Linked DNA regions of Homo sapiens: all the other regions are linked to region 1. A link is a contact called in ENCODE Hi-C or POLR2A ChIA-PET data. All regions are on one chromosome and are shown on one strand. Each heading gives the region's core, a stretch centred on a gene start or an enhancer-like site at or near the end of the contact. The rest is flanking DNA. Distances are from core to core; before and after follow the strand shown.

Region 1 (4,881 bases), core at 627-3,126:
CGGAACAGGGAAAAATGCCAAGGGACAGACAGACTGAGAGAATACATAATATGTATGTAGAGAGAGCTTATATCTATAGAGTGCCATATATGTGTGTGTGTGTGTGTGTGTGTGTGTGTGTGTGTGTGTGTGTGTGTGTGTGTATAAATTTAGTGTAGAGAAAGGATCTCGCTTTGTTGCCCAGACTGGTCCAAAACGCTTAACTTCAAGTGATCCACCCACCTCAGCTACCAAAGTGCTGGGATTACAGGTGTGAGCCACCACACCCAGCTAACAATATTGATTTTTTAGTATGCCTAGCAGGATATAAATCCCTCCATGCCAAGCTTGTCTAAACCGCGGCCTACGGACTGCATGTGGCCCAGGACGGCTTTGGATGTGGCCCAACACAAATTTGTATACTCTCTTAAAACATTATGAGATTTATGCACGGACCATTTTTTTTTTTTTTTTTTTTTAGTTCATCAGCTATCGTTAGTGTTAGTGTATTTTATGTGTGGCCCAAGACAATTCTTCTTCTTCCAATGTGGCCCAGGGAAGCCAAAAGATTGGATACCTCTGCTCTATGCAAAGCCTTAGGTGACTGAGTTTTTGTTGAAATTAAGGAAAGAACTGAGCTCTACAACTGGATTGACATGGCATAGGTTAGAGGCAGCGTGTGACAGGTGATGAGCCAATATTCCAGAATTTAAATAATCCTGGGGAAGTAGGAGCTCACAGCCTGGGTGATTGTATGCATAGGACGATTGTATGCATCTTCAGAAAGTTTTCAGAAATCCCAGGGGGGTAATGGACTGCCTATACCCCTGTGACGGGTATTTGAGGACATCTTACCTAAAAATTAAGGGCCAGGAAGACTCTCCAACCTCTGTTTATACCTAAAATTACATAGTATGTATGATTTTTGAATCAAGTTGTCATTTTGCATCACATTTATAAACATTTCCAATGTCATTAGAATGTCTTCACTTTTAAAGTTTAGCGCAATGTGGGTACACCTTAATTTTAATTCTATAAAATTGACTATTCTGGCTGTTTCCAGCCTTGTTTTATGTTTTGTGTTTTTTTGCAATTATAACTACCGCTATGATAAACATCTGCGCAATACATTTTTACTAGGCAGCAGCTTAACCATGCCAACGTAATCCAGACTGACCAGGATTCTCAAATTTAGTCTCCATCGAGAGACCAAATATGCAAATGGACAATGGCCAGACCATATATGAAAACTGAACTCTGATCCACAGCCTCTGTAGCGACCAGCCCAGGAAGCCAAACCACAGCCTCTATAGCAATCAGCCCCCAGTCAGGACTTGGTCAATCATTGCCAGGTTCCCTAAATTTTGGCCCTCCTTCCAACTCAGGACCAACCAGAGAAAGCCAGATATGCTCTCTACACCAATTCTATAGGGCACCCTGCTTCTCAGTAGCCTGCCTCCAGCTCTTTCATGCCAACAACCTCCTATCAGAGCACACCTGAAGCCCTCCCCTTTTTTTCTCACTCTAAAGCTTGCCTACTCCCCCGCCTGACTTTGACTATCTGCTAAAACCAAGTGCTAGTGGCTGACTCCCTCGCTATAGAGAGCTCTCCATAAATCTTCTCTGCTTGTTCTCATTCGGGTTTATGTCTACACTGAGATATGCAAAGCGTATCTCAGGTCAACCTGGTAGACACTGAACCCAAAGGACTATCACAGGCCAAACACTACATAGGAGGCTTTTCTATCATGAGCCATTGGAAAATTCCTGGCCATTTCTAGAAGGACATCTAGCAGAAAAACACCACCTCCACACGCCATGCATACCTACCAGATAGAAGGCCCTGGGCCCCATGTTGGCTTTGACCACTTCATGCCTTTGCAGTACCAGAAGCAGCAGAAGCAGAAAGCCACAGAAAATAAATCAGCTGCTGAGTTCAAATTGCTGCAGTCCATCACGCTGCCGTGTCGCCAGCTCGTGGTGCCAGGCCAATTACTACCACAAGCACTGAAGTCACTTTTCAAAACATGGTCAAACAAACTCCAGCAGGGCCAGCTAGGCGTTAAAACACTCAGACACAATTGTCAAAGCAAAGATTTATGTGCCAGTAAATAAAAGTCAGGGCTCCAGTTTAGTAATCACCTGGCCGACAGCCTGAAGGTTAACCCTTTCTGGACAGACCTGACCCACTGTCAATTCAGAGAGACAAGAATAAAGAGGGCAGAAGGGGATGGGGTGGGAGGGAGCAGGGTGGGGTCCAGTCAGACTGAAACTGGGGTGATTTTCTGTGCTGTCATTCCTAGGCCACCACAACTTTGGGGGCTGTGGGTGACTGTCAACTCAGATCATCTGTGAGGCAGGTGTGACTGTTTCCTATGTCTTCTTAAGCCTCTTAAGTTCACACAGTTACCCAGAACCATCAGGAAACGGAGATAGATTTTCTCCCACTGTGTCCAGCACTGAGGTTCCCTTAAGGTTTGCAAGTTTCTTTTTAGTATTTAACTCTTTGAAGGACACATGACAAGTAGACCCACCCTTATTTGATTAGGACTCCCTCACCAGGGGTGTTAGAAGTGCCATTGCAGATGCTTACATTCTAGGCACACAAGAAAAAATCTTAAAAGCTCCTCTCTAGCCCAGCATTCTGAGAAATGATGCTGTCTAACTTTAAATAGGCTTTTAAAGTCTATTAAGCATCATTTACAAATCCCACTGGGTTTTAATCTCTGCAAACCTTCCGAGTTGGTATCACCATTATCATTATTCCCTTCTGAGGCTCAGAGAGTTTAACTGACTTGCCCATGAGCACGAAGCTAGGAAGCGACACAGCTGGGGCTCATCTGACTCCAGAATCCAGTGGTACTTTGGGGATGGGGCTGGAGGGTTAGGGGTGGGAGGCGGGTAGGAAATCCAGCTTTCACTAGAGCTGGAGGTGTTTGCCCTAAGCTTCCTGATACAAGGGGAGGGTGGTGATTTTGAGGGTTTACAAGGCTCACAGGGAGACCCATGGCTGGAAATCACCTCTGGGTTCTCTTCAAGCCCCGGAAAGGGAGTGCCCGAATGAAACAGCTCTTCTGGTATTTTAATGGAACAAAAAGCCCGAAATACAAGGAGCTGGCTGGTTGCTGGGACGGCCCCTAACTTACTCTTTAACTGTAATGAACTGGTCATTTCCTGGATGTAAAGGAAAAGTTTAAGAAAAAAGTGACAGAGAAACCCCCTCCCAGCCCCCCAGCCCCCCAGCCCAGCCAGCTGCAGCGAGGAAAACAAATGAGCTTCTATAGATGGAATCCTTTGTTTGAATAGAGGCTAATTGTGGCTCCTCTGCTTGTAACCTGGGGTCAGGTGGCTGACACCCAAACGGTTCCCTCAAGGCAGTAACTACGAGCCCCTGGAAGAATGAGCACACTGGGACTCGGGAAGGGACCACTTACAAGAAAGGTCTGAATCTGGAAGAAGCAAAGGATCAAGTCAGACGTGTGAAGAATAAGGAGCCCGTGGATCTAGAGAGAAAGAACATTTTTCTGTGAAGAGTTTCCCCTCCTTATCCTCTCTCCCTGCCACATTTAGGTAAAAAGACCCAGTGATAAATAGCACCTGCCAGCCATGGTAGGCATGACCAGAGTGGCATGCGGCCTGTGCATAGGGTGCTGGATGAGGGCAGAGGCACCCATGGAGGTGCAAGCCTGTTTCGCTGCCCCTCCTGACCCCAGCATCCCTAGCCACCAGTGTGATAAAGTGAGTGCCTCCAGAGGGCAGGAAGGCAGAGACCCTGCCCAGCCCCTTCTCCTGTCCTCTGGCCTCCTCATCTGCCTCGCGCCACTTCCTTCCACCTAGCTCTTCTCTCTTGGCCAGCCTCCCACATGCAGGTGCCAGTGAGAATAACACTTGCACTTAGATTGATTCTGTATTTTCTCTCCTTTTTTTTTTTTTTTCTTTTTTGAGACGGAGTCTCTCACTGTGTCACCCAGGCTGGAGTACAGTGGTGTGATCTCGGCTCACTGCAACCTCCGCCTCCCAGGTTCAAGCAATTCTGCCTCAGCCTCCTGAGTAGCTGGGATTGCAGGCACCCGCCACCACGCCCAGCTAATTTTTGTATTTTTAGTAGAGACAGGGTTTCACCATATTGGCCAGGCTGGTCTCGAACTCCTGACCTCGTGATCCGCCTGCCTCGGCCTCCCAAAGTGCTGGGATTATAAGTGTGAGCCACTGTGCCCAGGCTTCTCTCCTTTTTACTAAGCTGTCCAGGACACGGTCCCCTCAGGGTGCTAAACACCCTCCTGGCCTGAGAACAAAAGAGAACAGAGCTGGAAGTGGAGGAAGCTATTCTTCTGCTTTTCTTGATCTCTGATCCTATCCCCTTCTAGCATCCCAGTCAGCTTGTGCCCCCTGAGTGGCATCTTCCTGCTGTGGGACTCTTGTGAAAGCCACGTCAGGGCCCTGTGGTAGTGAGGGGGAGAGAGCTACCAGTGACTCTGATGGGAAGGAGATCTCCCTGTGCTGTCGCCATCACAGGGCTGGGCCATGTGCTTCAGAGACTGCCTGAGAGAAGGGAGCTCAGGATGTTTGAGGTGGGACTGAGTTTTGACCTGAAGACTTTTGAAATGTTTGTGAAAAGAGGAGAAAACACACAGGGAAATTCAACAATAAACCTAGGCTTTTAAAAGAATCCAGAAGTGAGTCTTGAATTTTCTAAGAGGCAAGACATGGATACAACTTTAGGGCAGATGGTTACTTAGTTTTGGAAAAACCAGTGTAATGGCTCATTTAATTATGCAAATGTGGGGATATAGTAGCTGGAAGGGAAAAGTGCTCTGGAGGTAAAGTGAATGGGTGTGTCTGTGTTAGAGTCTGCCATAGATCTCTGCTGCTTCCTTAGGAAAAACTAGATTTGCTGAGAAA
Region 2 (4,881 bases), core at 1,004-3,503, 200 kb after region 1:
ACTGCTGTAACAAAACTGAACAATGGCAGAGGCAGAAGAATATAGATCTAAAAATCTGTGGTTTTCATTAGCGTTGAAAACTTGTATTTGCTTCAGACTTTTTATTGGCCTTTTCTTTATGTTTTTCAGGGTTAAAATGTGTTTTATGCCATGATATTTGTTTCAATATATTCCTTTCTTAGGTTATGCTTCTTCTTTCTTCCTCAACTGTGCTTCTTGTATCCATTTCCCATCTTGCACCTATTTTGGAGGAGAGGCAGTAAATATTTTCTTATGGACTTACCATGTTTGGGAAGACCGTTTTCCAAAGCGATCAAGATCATGTTAAATTTTATTCCATCTAGCCATGATGGCTCAGTTAGGATCAGGTCAGGAAAACAGTCCACACTAAATACTCGAGGCAGGAGGATTTCTTGAGACCAGGAGTTTGAGACCAGCCTGGGTAACATAGTAAGACCTGTCTCTACAGAATTACAAACAAAAACAAAAAATTTCAGCCCAGAAAATTTAATACAGGGAAGGGATTATACAGGTATTGGAGGGCTGAAAAAGCAAACAGGGAACACTGGGGTAACACAGAGACAATATTTGCAGGAATTAGCCACTATTCATATGGTTGAGGGGGAAATAAGAACTTGGAGTTGGGACCTCATAGAATTGGGGTTCAAAACCTCTGGAGGGGGTACTTCCTGACAGCTGTTGGTATGTCTGAGGGGAATTTCTGAGAGTGCCAGAAAAAGCTGGTGGTTATCACTGCTACTGCTGGGGTGGAGGATCTATGCTGGGCAATGCTGACTGGAAAAAGCATGTACTGCATTCTCCCTCTAGTGTCCTTATTGGCAGTGTGAGGAAGCTAGCTGCAGAAGAGAAAAGTAGTTTTCAGAGTTTTATTTTCAGTATTACAAAGATGAGTATTAAAGGGTAGATTTGGATCTGAGAGAAAATAGCTGAATAACCAGTATATATAGCCTTCTCTTCTGGTCAAAGGAGGCCATAGGCCTTTGGTCTCTTGGTCTCTTTTCCTAGCTACTTGGACCCCAGACCCAGATATTCTTAATGCTGAGGGTTTGGAAGGAAAGTTGTTATTATTATTTAAAAAATTAATTTGTTTAGTTAATGTGATGGGGGAGGGGGCATGAGACGGGTCTACTTTGTCTTTTCTTTTCTTTCTTTTTTTTTTTTGAGACAGTGTCTTGCTCTGATGCCCAGGCTGGAATATAGTGGTGTAATCTTGGCTCTCTGTAGTCCCGAGCTCCCAAACTCAAGCAGTCCTCTCACCTCAGCCACCCAAGTAGCTGGGACTACAGGCACCTGCCACCACACCCAGCTAATTTTTGTATTTTTTGTAGAGACGAGGTTTTGCTATGTTGGCCAGGCTGGTCTCGAACTCCTGGCCTCGAGTGATTCACCCATGTTGGCCTCCAAGTGGTCTGGGATTACAGGTGTGAGCCACCATGCCTGGCTGGGTCCACTTATTTATTGTTATTTTTTTTTTTGAGACAGAATCTCACTCTGTCACTCAGGCTGGGGTGCAGTGGTGGGATCTCAGCTCACTGCAATCTCCACCCCCCAGGTTCAAGTGATTCTCCTGCCTCAGCCTCCCGAGTAGCTGGGATTATAGGCACCCACCACCATGCCTGGCTAATTTTTGTCTTTTTAGTAGAGACAGGGTTTCACCATGTTGCCCAGGCTGGTCTCGAACTCCAGACCTCAAGTGATCTGTCCGCCTTAGGCTCCCATAGTGCTGGGATTACAGGTGTGAGCCACCGTGCCCGGCCCGGGTCCACTTATTCTGAGATAATTCTGTTACAGCTTTTTTTGGTAACTTACATTTAATCATTAGATACTCCTTCTTTGCCTCTTGAGGTATTTCTGTTTTTTAAAAGCCCTTATTTAAAATGTAAAATAAATAATGGTAAAAGTAATGATGTTACCCATAAACAAAGTTTTAAAATTGGTTGCTTATTAGCCAAACAGTGGTCTGCAGTGGTAACCAACCTCTGAAAAGATTATGCCTTTTTTACTCATTCAAAAATTCCCCCTCCTGCAGAGCTTCTTCAATTTTAATGTGTATATGAATCAGTTGAGGATCTTGGTAAAATACTGATTCTGATTCAATATGTCCCTGGGTAAGGCCTGAGATTGTGCATTTCTAACAAGCTCCCAGGGGAGGCTGGAGCTACTGGTCCCTAGACCAGACTTTTTTAACTCCCTTCCCTCCCTTGAGAACTACTGGTTTGGCTTAGATCCAGTGTTGGACTTGGATGGTTGAGTGGTGAGTGATCATAAAGTAAGAGTTTCTATTGTAAGCCTGCCCGTCTAGAAATATTTTGAGCAATTTTAGTAGAGCTATTTATAGCTGTTTCTTTCCAGGTAGGATCAGAGAAATATATGCTTCTGAATAGGTTAAATTTTCTTCCATAATATAATGCTGCCCTGAATGCAGAAATGTGCCTATCACTTGTAATTTTCCTGGAAGGCGTGAGACTGCTTGGTAATTGTGTACATATTTAAGGGAAACTGAGTAATGGAGGACAGAATAGAACAATTAACAAATTCATGCATCAGATAACTTGCTTTCATTAAAGCCATTGTTACTCTTATTTATTGATTGTTCCTGATGATAGGACATCTGCAGATTTCAAAAAGTGTGTTTAGTGTGAATTTCATACTGATGGCATTTCTCTGCTTTTGACAGTTTCATATACTTAAACTTGTCATTAAAACACAGCATCTTGCCTTGAGCCAAATGAAACTTTGAATAGAGCCCAAATTTATGAAATTGTTAATTTCTCTTTACATCTAGATTTTACTTTCAGTAATTTCTATCTGCTAACACAAATAGAAAGGTAATCTTTCATTTGGTTGCCATCCTTCAAGAGCCTCTCTCTGCCCTTCCCTCCCTGCCTTCCTGGATCTTTCCTTTTGTCTTTACAGACCTAGATTTTGAAAGGTTCTAGGTTCCTTTTGTCTGTTGATACTATGTGAATGTTATCCTTAAGTTTTTAATTCAGGCTACAACTAGACAGATAATGTGTCTCACAATTAGCTGGGGTGAGAGAGTTAAAATGGAAGTTAAGGATTCAGGGGATTCCTACAGATGGGTGAAGAAAAAAGCTCAATGTTAGGATCCTTAACAAAGCATTTTGATTGGCATATGGAGACCTTTGCGTGAACACAAATGTTCATATTTGAATATTTATAGAAGATAATCTGTCAAAATTACTGTTATTTTAATTTGCCAAGCTTGGCTGATTGCCGCAGTTGGATGTTAGTTGAATTCAAGTTGAAGAGTTGTAAATATGTTCTGGTGTGGGACATGCTTTTTGTCCTTGAAGCTGTTTGAATTTCTTACTTCTCCCACCTACACCCCCTTCTTTAAAACTGCGAGGCTTTTTTGTATTAGTTGAACTTTCATGTTCTTTTTTAGGAAAAAATATTAAAGTAGGATGTTAACTGTATGGATTAAAAATTTTTTTTAACTAAATTTGTTGACATTTGGTGATCAGGAATTGTTTAAATAATTTTAACTATTTGTCCAATCTTTGCTTCAAAGGACCTGTTCCTGGAGACTCAAATGTAGGGATATATATCTTATTTGAATGGTTTTGTGTGGGATATGTTTCACATTAACAGCAAAGAAAATGTAGACTTCTAGATAATTGATGTTTCCCCTTTCTTTTATCTCACTTGAACAGCTAATAATTTTAGTGACCCAGATTCAAGCAATAATACCTGTCTTCATAATTGTCATGTGGTTTTGTCAGCTTCTTATATTCTAGGGGAAGGAAGATAAGACTTTTTTAAATATATTGAAATAACTTGGTTAATAAATACTTTTTTTCTCTTTTTAGAAGCCAGGAACCTGTTCTCTTTCCATAGTGTCTCCTCACTCAGAAAACGTTGTGTTCTCCTGCCTCAGCCTCCTGAATAGCTAGGGTTACAGGCGCCCGCCACCATGCCCGGCTAATTTTTTTTTGTATATTTAGTAGAGACGGGGTTTCACCTTGTTGGCCAGGCTGGTCTCAAACTCCTGACATCAGGTGATCTGCCCGCCTTGGCCTCCCACAGTGCTGGGATTATAGGTGTGAGCCACTGTGCAGGAGAATGGCTTGAACCCAGGAGGCAGAGGTTGCAGTGAGCTGAGATTGTGCCATTGCACGCCGGGCTGGGCAACAAGAGTGAAACTCCGTCTCAGAAAAAGAAAGAAAGGGAAAAAAACCCCAACACACTGTATTAATTATTGATGCAGTATCACTATTCTTACTGAGACTACATTATTTTAGCTTTAGAGATGATATAGTGGCTTTCTTAAAGTTATATGACATTTTTTTGGGAGCAGGGCTGTATTCTGTGCCCCATGTACTAAGCTATCTTGTCTCATTTAACTAGCCACTGTTATCTGAATAGTTGAGTTTTACATGCGTAACCACTTGACCTGATTAGTCTTAATTTTTTTCCTGATGTTTTTATTTCTTTATCTCTTAGAAAATGACATAATTGAATCAGTTTTGTTGGTTATTACTTTAGCTAGAAACTATGTCAAGTACTACATTTCAGTTTTTTTTTTTTTTTTTTTTTTTTGAGACAGAGTCTCGCTCTGTCACCCAGGCTGGAGTGCAGTGGTGCAATCTCGGCTCACTGCAAGCTCCTCCTCCCAGGTTCACGCCATTCTCCTGCCTCAGCCTCCCAAGTAGCTGGGACTACAGGTGCCCGCCACCATGCCTGGCTAATTTTTTGTATTTTTAGTAGAGACGGGGTTTCACCATGTTAGCCAGGATGGTCTCGATCTCATGACCTCATGATCTGCCCGCCTTAGCCTCCCAAAGTGCTGGGATTACAGGAGTGAGCTACCGTGCCCGGCCTACATCTCAGTTTTAT
Region 3 (4,881 bases), core at 1,216-3,715, 160 kb after region 1:
ATCAGCATATTTTTTGCATATTTGAAAATTGAGATTCTGTCTTGTACCGTTTAAATGGTAGCCTGTTTAACTTAAAATTAACTGCAAAAGAAATAAACAAAAACTGAGTTTTTGTAAATAATATTAAATTGAGTAATTTAACTTAATCCCACCCATTAGGTTAAGCAATGATCCCAGGATAAAGAGAGAGAGAGAATGATGAGTAAAATGAACCCTACACTGCAATGTCTCCAGATAGCTGTATGAGTAAAAGCTTACCATCTCAGCTCTTGGGTCTTTATTTTCTTATTTTAAAAAAAGGCGTTAAGGTCCACATTAAAGTCAGGTATAATTGGTAAAGTTTAAAACTGCTAGTCTCTTTTATTTCACGAACACTGCCAGGCCTTGGAAATTATTGATAAAACTTGATTCACTGTGAGAAACAGTCAAAAAATAATAAAAAAAATAGCATTTTATTTTAAAGTTAAAGAATAATAAAATAAAAATAAAAACTTGCTTGAGATACTTTTCTAGAAATGGAACATTTTACAATGAAAATAGGATCCAAACATATAAGTATTTACTTTTGGATATTTGATAGATAGGCTTGTTATAAGATTGTGACTCAGCTGAAGTGGTTTTAGTTTATACAGATTTTTGAGAGAAGAAAGTACACCTTTTTGCTCTATATGTTTTCTCTGGAAACATCTCATTGTATTGTACCAATTTTGTCTTGATTCTCTAAGAATCTTTTTAGTCTTTTAGGACAAAGGAAATAGGTATTGAGAGACATTTCTCTTCAATCCATGGATCTCTTCTGTTTCTGCACATTCGCTGAGCAGAGTACTGATAGCTTTTGTTGGGGGCTATCTTTTTCAAAGAAATCTGTTTAGCAAACAGCCTAGGAAGATAGAAATAGTGCTTCCATTAGGACAGATGGCACATTTCTTTGCTGTCCAGGATAATTAAGATAATCTCTCTAGGGAAAAAGGTTGGGCATATTTGCTTGTAGCTCCTTTTAAAGATTGGAGTTTCATTAAGCTCAGGTTTTCTTGTCCTGTAATGCAACCCACAGTATGTGCACTTGGTTTTCCTTTCATTGGCCTTTAGGAATTAGAGCTTGAGGAATCAGTAAAAAATATGGTACTCTGTCTATGCTATTGTTGTGAGTAGTAAACTGTTCTTTGTTTCTGATCTAGGAGTGTCATAACTTCTGCCAGGATTATCTGATGCTAGCTTACCAGCTACACTACTAACACATCCTATTGATAAAACAAAGCTGAGTTCATTGCTTATTGTGGTAAGGGAGAACACCTAAAAAAATCTTTGGTAGGGTCTTAGAGAGGTCAAAATTTGAGAATTTGAAGTTTGTTTTAAGTTGGATCTTTCAGTGGTGGCGATGAGGCTTGATTAGGATTGGGTAGGTATCATGATAAAACAGTTTAGGTTTGGTGGAAACAGTAAGATTTTGAAAACTGCCGAAGAGTTGATGGGTCTTTCCAGAAGGTCTGTAATGAACAATCACATTATATTTCTGCTGTCTCCTAGAATAGCAGTTATGCTAATTAAGACAGTGGACTGGTAAAGTCATGTTAATGTACCTAGAAAGCTGTGTGTGTGTGTATTAGTTTTCTAGGGCTGCTATAACAAAGCACTGTAAACTGGGTGGCTTAATATAGCAGAAATTTATTCTTTCAGTTTTGGAGGTTAGCAGTCTGAAATCAAGGTGTTGGCAGGGCCACACTCTCTCCGAAGGCTCTAGGTAAGAATCCTTTCCTTCTTCTTTTAGCTTATGGTGGATGCCAGAAATCCTTGGTATTTCTTGACTTTTGGTAGCATAACTCCAATCTCTACCTCAGTATTCACATGACATCTTCCCTCTGTGTGTGTTTGTGTTCAAATGTCCTTCTTATAAGGATTCCAGTCATGTATTAGGGTCCATCCTAATCCAGAATGACATTATATCAACTTGATTATATCTGCATAGACCCTATTTCTAGCCGTTACACATTTTGGGAGGACACTTATTTAACTCAGTATAGGGGACATGTAGTTTCAGTCTTCAGTGCCCAAACTGTATGTAGGTACAGTGTTTGCTCTCAGTGTCCATGAAACTATGGCAGACTGATGTTAGCTTGCATGTAGGGTAAAATCTTAGGTTCTTCAGAGTTCTTGACAACAGCATGGTATAGTAGAAAGAAAACCAGTCTGGAAGTCAGAGTACCTTAGTTCTGCTCTGTTAATAACTAGCTTAAGAAAGTTACTGTCTTCTTTAGCTATTAGTTTGTTACTGATACACCAGGAGTTCAGTCTAGGTCCTGCTGCTTGCTGCATAGAAAGCCAATCACTGAGACAATGAGTATTGCCAAGGAAGAAGGCTTTAATCAGGGGCGGCAGCTGAGAAGATGGGAGCTTGGTCTCAATTCCATCTCCCTGACTGACTAAAACCAGGGTTTATATAGCAGGGAAGACATAGATTTTAACAATGTGTAAGAAAACAGGAACTTGGGAGGAGGGGCGAGGAAGCAATAATGGTGAATGAGGGGTCTGGCATCTGGTAGGGTGATCTGGTTTCAGTTCTTTGATACTTTTTGTGCCAAAAGAACAGTCTGTGGGACTATTGGGTTTGTTTCAATTTCCTCATAGATAAAATTTGAGGCCTGAGGAAGAGAAGAGTAAACCAAATGATCTTTAAGACATTTCTAGTTCTCACATTCTGAAGTTTTATAATGTTGAGTGGCTGCTACATACTGTATTAATATTAGTCTTGTTGGAGTCACAAAAAGGGAATAGAAAATGCTTTAAGTGCTAATCAGATAGGCTCTAACTTGTGAATGTAGCTTGCGTAAATTAATTTGTTTATTTGGGTGAAGCTAATTAATGAAGACATTAGGTAAACATGATGTTTGCCCTGATCTCTCTGACTTACCATTTTGTTTTTCAACTTGAATAGTGTATTTGGAAGAAGAGCATTCTTCAGGTCACTTAAAGTTAGAAAAATGCTGCACTCTCAGGCTGAGTTCATAAAATGAAATAACCTTTCCTGAAGTGAATATGAGAATGTGGTTCCCCTTCCCCCTTCATTGCCCACGTTTGTCTGTCATGTCATTCTTGTGGTCAAGAGATTTTAGAAAAATTCTTACTAGAGAATGGTAATAGTACTGTGAGGTGGAGCATGGTGTTAGAATTCTAGGTGTAAGTGAATCATGTGCTATTGAATTTTCTTTGCGTTTTAAATAGGTCACTGTAGTATCGTATTTGAATTCTTTGTTTGAATCATGTTGAAAGTATGTAATAATTACTGCACAGAGATATTGTGGGCACTGAAAAATTCTTTGGTACTACCAAAACCCCCTGTGGTCATGTATGTGCTTGTTCTTTGAAGTTACAAATGAACAATGACTACATATTGATGATAAGTATAAATACAGGTTGAACCAATGTTTTTAGATCTGGACAAAAGTTACTGAAGTAGGAGAAAGGACGGATTTTTATTAATTCCATATGGAAGAAATTCAAAACCATATACCAGGGGGAGATAGGATTGTCTCACCACTTAACTTAAGGATCTTCCTGTATGTAGCCCTTCCATCACACACAAATTGTACTAAGTGTTTTCATAGTGGATATTTGGGCAATTCAGAGACTCTCACTACATGTTGTAACAATGGTAATGTATTTAATTAATTTTAGAAGATACATTAGAATATAGAATTAGCAGTAACACTCCAGCAATACCTGAAATAAAATGTGTTAAAACAGACAGAATATAGAAATTAAATAGACATAATTACAATAATAAAAAGATATACCTCTATCATATTTCTATTCACATTTCTATTCTAGTCAATTAAAAGAGTAGGAGAATTTTTTATCTTTCTTTATTAATTTTTTTGAGACAGGGCCTCACTCTATTGCCCAGGCTGGAGTGCACTGGCGCAGTCACGGCTCACTGCAGCCTTGACCTCCTTGGCTCAGGTGATTCTCCCACATCAGCCTCCTGAGTTGCTGCGATTGCAGGTGCACACCACCATGCCTGGCTAATTTTTTGCATTTTTTGTAGAGATGGAGTTTTGCCATGTTGCCCAGGCTGATCTTGAACTCCTGTGCTCAAGCAGTTCCCCACCTCAGCCTCCCAAAGTGCTGGGATTACAGGAGTCAGCCACCGTGCCTGGCTAATATATTTTCTTAGTGTTAAAGAAAAGAATGTTAAGGAGTTACTCAGAAAGTAACTTGAACTTTTGGTGTGGGCTGTTTTGATGATTGTTGGGAAGATTTTCTTTTTTTCTTCATTCCTGGGGCCATGGTGGCTGATCATCCAAGCTTGGATTAAACTCTGTTCCTTGTACTTTTCCTTCTCATTTTAGGTTTTGGAGTCAGTATACTTATATTACCAAGAAAATAAGGTTCCTCCAACTTGTAAGAAATATTTTCTAGTTTCAGAGAATTATGAATTGGTAAAGATTGAAAAAGATGGTATGGATGTGTTTGAATTATTCACTTTTATGGTGTATAGTCTTCACTTTCCATGTTGTGTTTTGTTGGACTCAAAGATGCTTGAGAAGTTAGAGAGATTCTCCCTGGCTCCCCCAGCCACCCCTGCAGCCCCACTGGGGAAAAAAGGAAACAAAGGAGGAAAACCGTGTTGAACACATATTTTTTCTTAAGCACCTATACTGGATTAATGTATTACTGTGAAAGTTGTTTAATTGGAGTTTTTTTAAAATAGATTTTTATTTCTTAGGGCAGTTTTAGGTTTACAGAGAAATTGTAATTTCTTACAGAGAGTTCCCAAATATCTCCCCCTTTTATCTTACAATCTGTAGTAATTGCTTATTATTTCCAGGAGTTTGTTGGTCAGTACTTTGGGTTTTTTTTTTTTTTTTTTTTACATAGATGATC

The links. A loop is a pair of places that touch in the nucleus more often than their neighbours do. ChIA-PET counts read pairs that join two places held with the same protein, here RNA polymerase II (POLR2A). Pooled maps may share reads with other maps.
Region 2: a pooled map shows a loop between it and region 1 (2.7-fold over the local background). The contact joins two enhancer-like sites. A Hi-C loop is called at or near these places in 1 of 37 single-sample maps with no recorded cell type and 3 of 50 pooled maps. POLR2A ChIA-PET finds 5 or more read pairs at or near these places in 2 of 52 experiments (GM10248 and OCI-LY7).
Region 3: a loop to region 1 is called in a pooled map, with 5 times the contacts of the local background. The contact joins two enhancer-like sites. A Hi-C loop is called at or near these places in 11 of 37 single-sample maps with no recorded cell type and 7 of 50 pooled maps. POLR2A ChIA-PET finds 5 or more read pairs at or near these places in 2 of 52 experiments (GM10248 and OCI-LY7).

The regions. Positions count from the first base shown.
Region 1 is chr14:65,300,720-65,305,600 of GRCh38, forward strand. No RefSeq gene overlaps it. Among named protein-coding and RNA genes, the nearest start is that of MIR4708, 32 kb to the right of the region's middle. RefSeq lists enhancers at 1,563-1,662, 1,683-1,752, 3,883-3,982 and a silencer at 2,233-2,332. Within about 2 kb of position 1,877, at least 10 of the 41 ENCODE cell types and tissues checked have a DNase peak (open chromatin) inside an H3K27ac peak, as active enhancers do; they include OCI-LY7, where a contact is called at or near this core.
Region 2 is chr14:65,500,747-65,505,627 of GRCh38, forward strand. All of the region lies in intron 2 of FUT8 (fucosyltransferase 8), which reads left to right. Among named protein-coding and RNA genes, the nearest start is that of MIR625, 32 kb to the left of the region's middle. RefSeq lists enhancers at 745-804, 835-1,004. Within about 2 kb of position 2,254, at least 2 of the 41 ENCODE cell types and tissues checked have a DNase peak (open chromatin) inside an H3K27ac peak, as active enhancers do.
Region 3 is chr14:65,459,411-65,464,291 of GRCh38, forward strand. All of the region lies in intron 2 of FUT8 (fucosyltransferase 8), which reads left to right. Among named protein-coding and RNA genes, the nearest start is that of MIR625, 9.3 kb to the right of the region's middle. RefSeq lists enhancers at 2,595-2,644, 4,369-4,538. Within about 2 kb of position 2,466, at least 4 of the 41 ENCODE cell types and tissues checked have a DNase peak (open chromatin) inside an H3K27ac peak, as active enhancers do; they include OCI-LY7, where a contact is called at or near this core.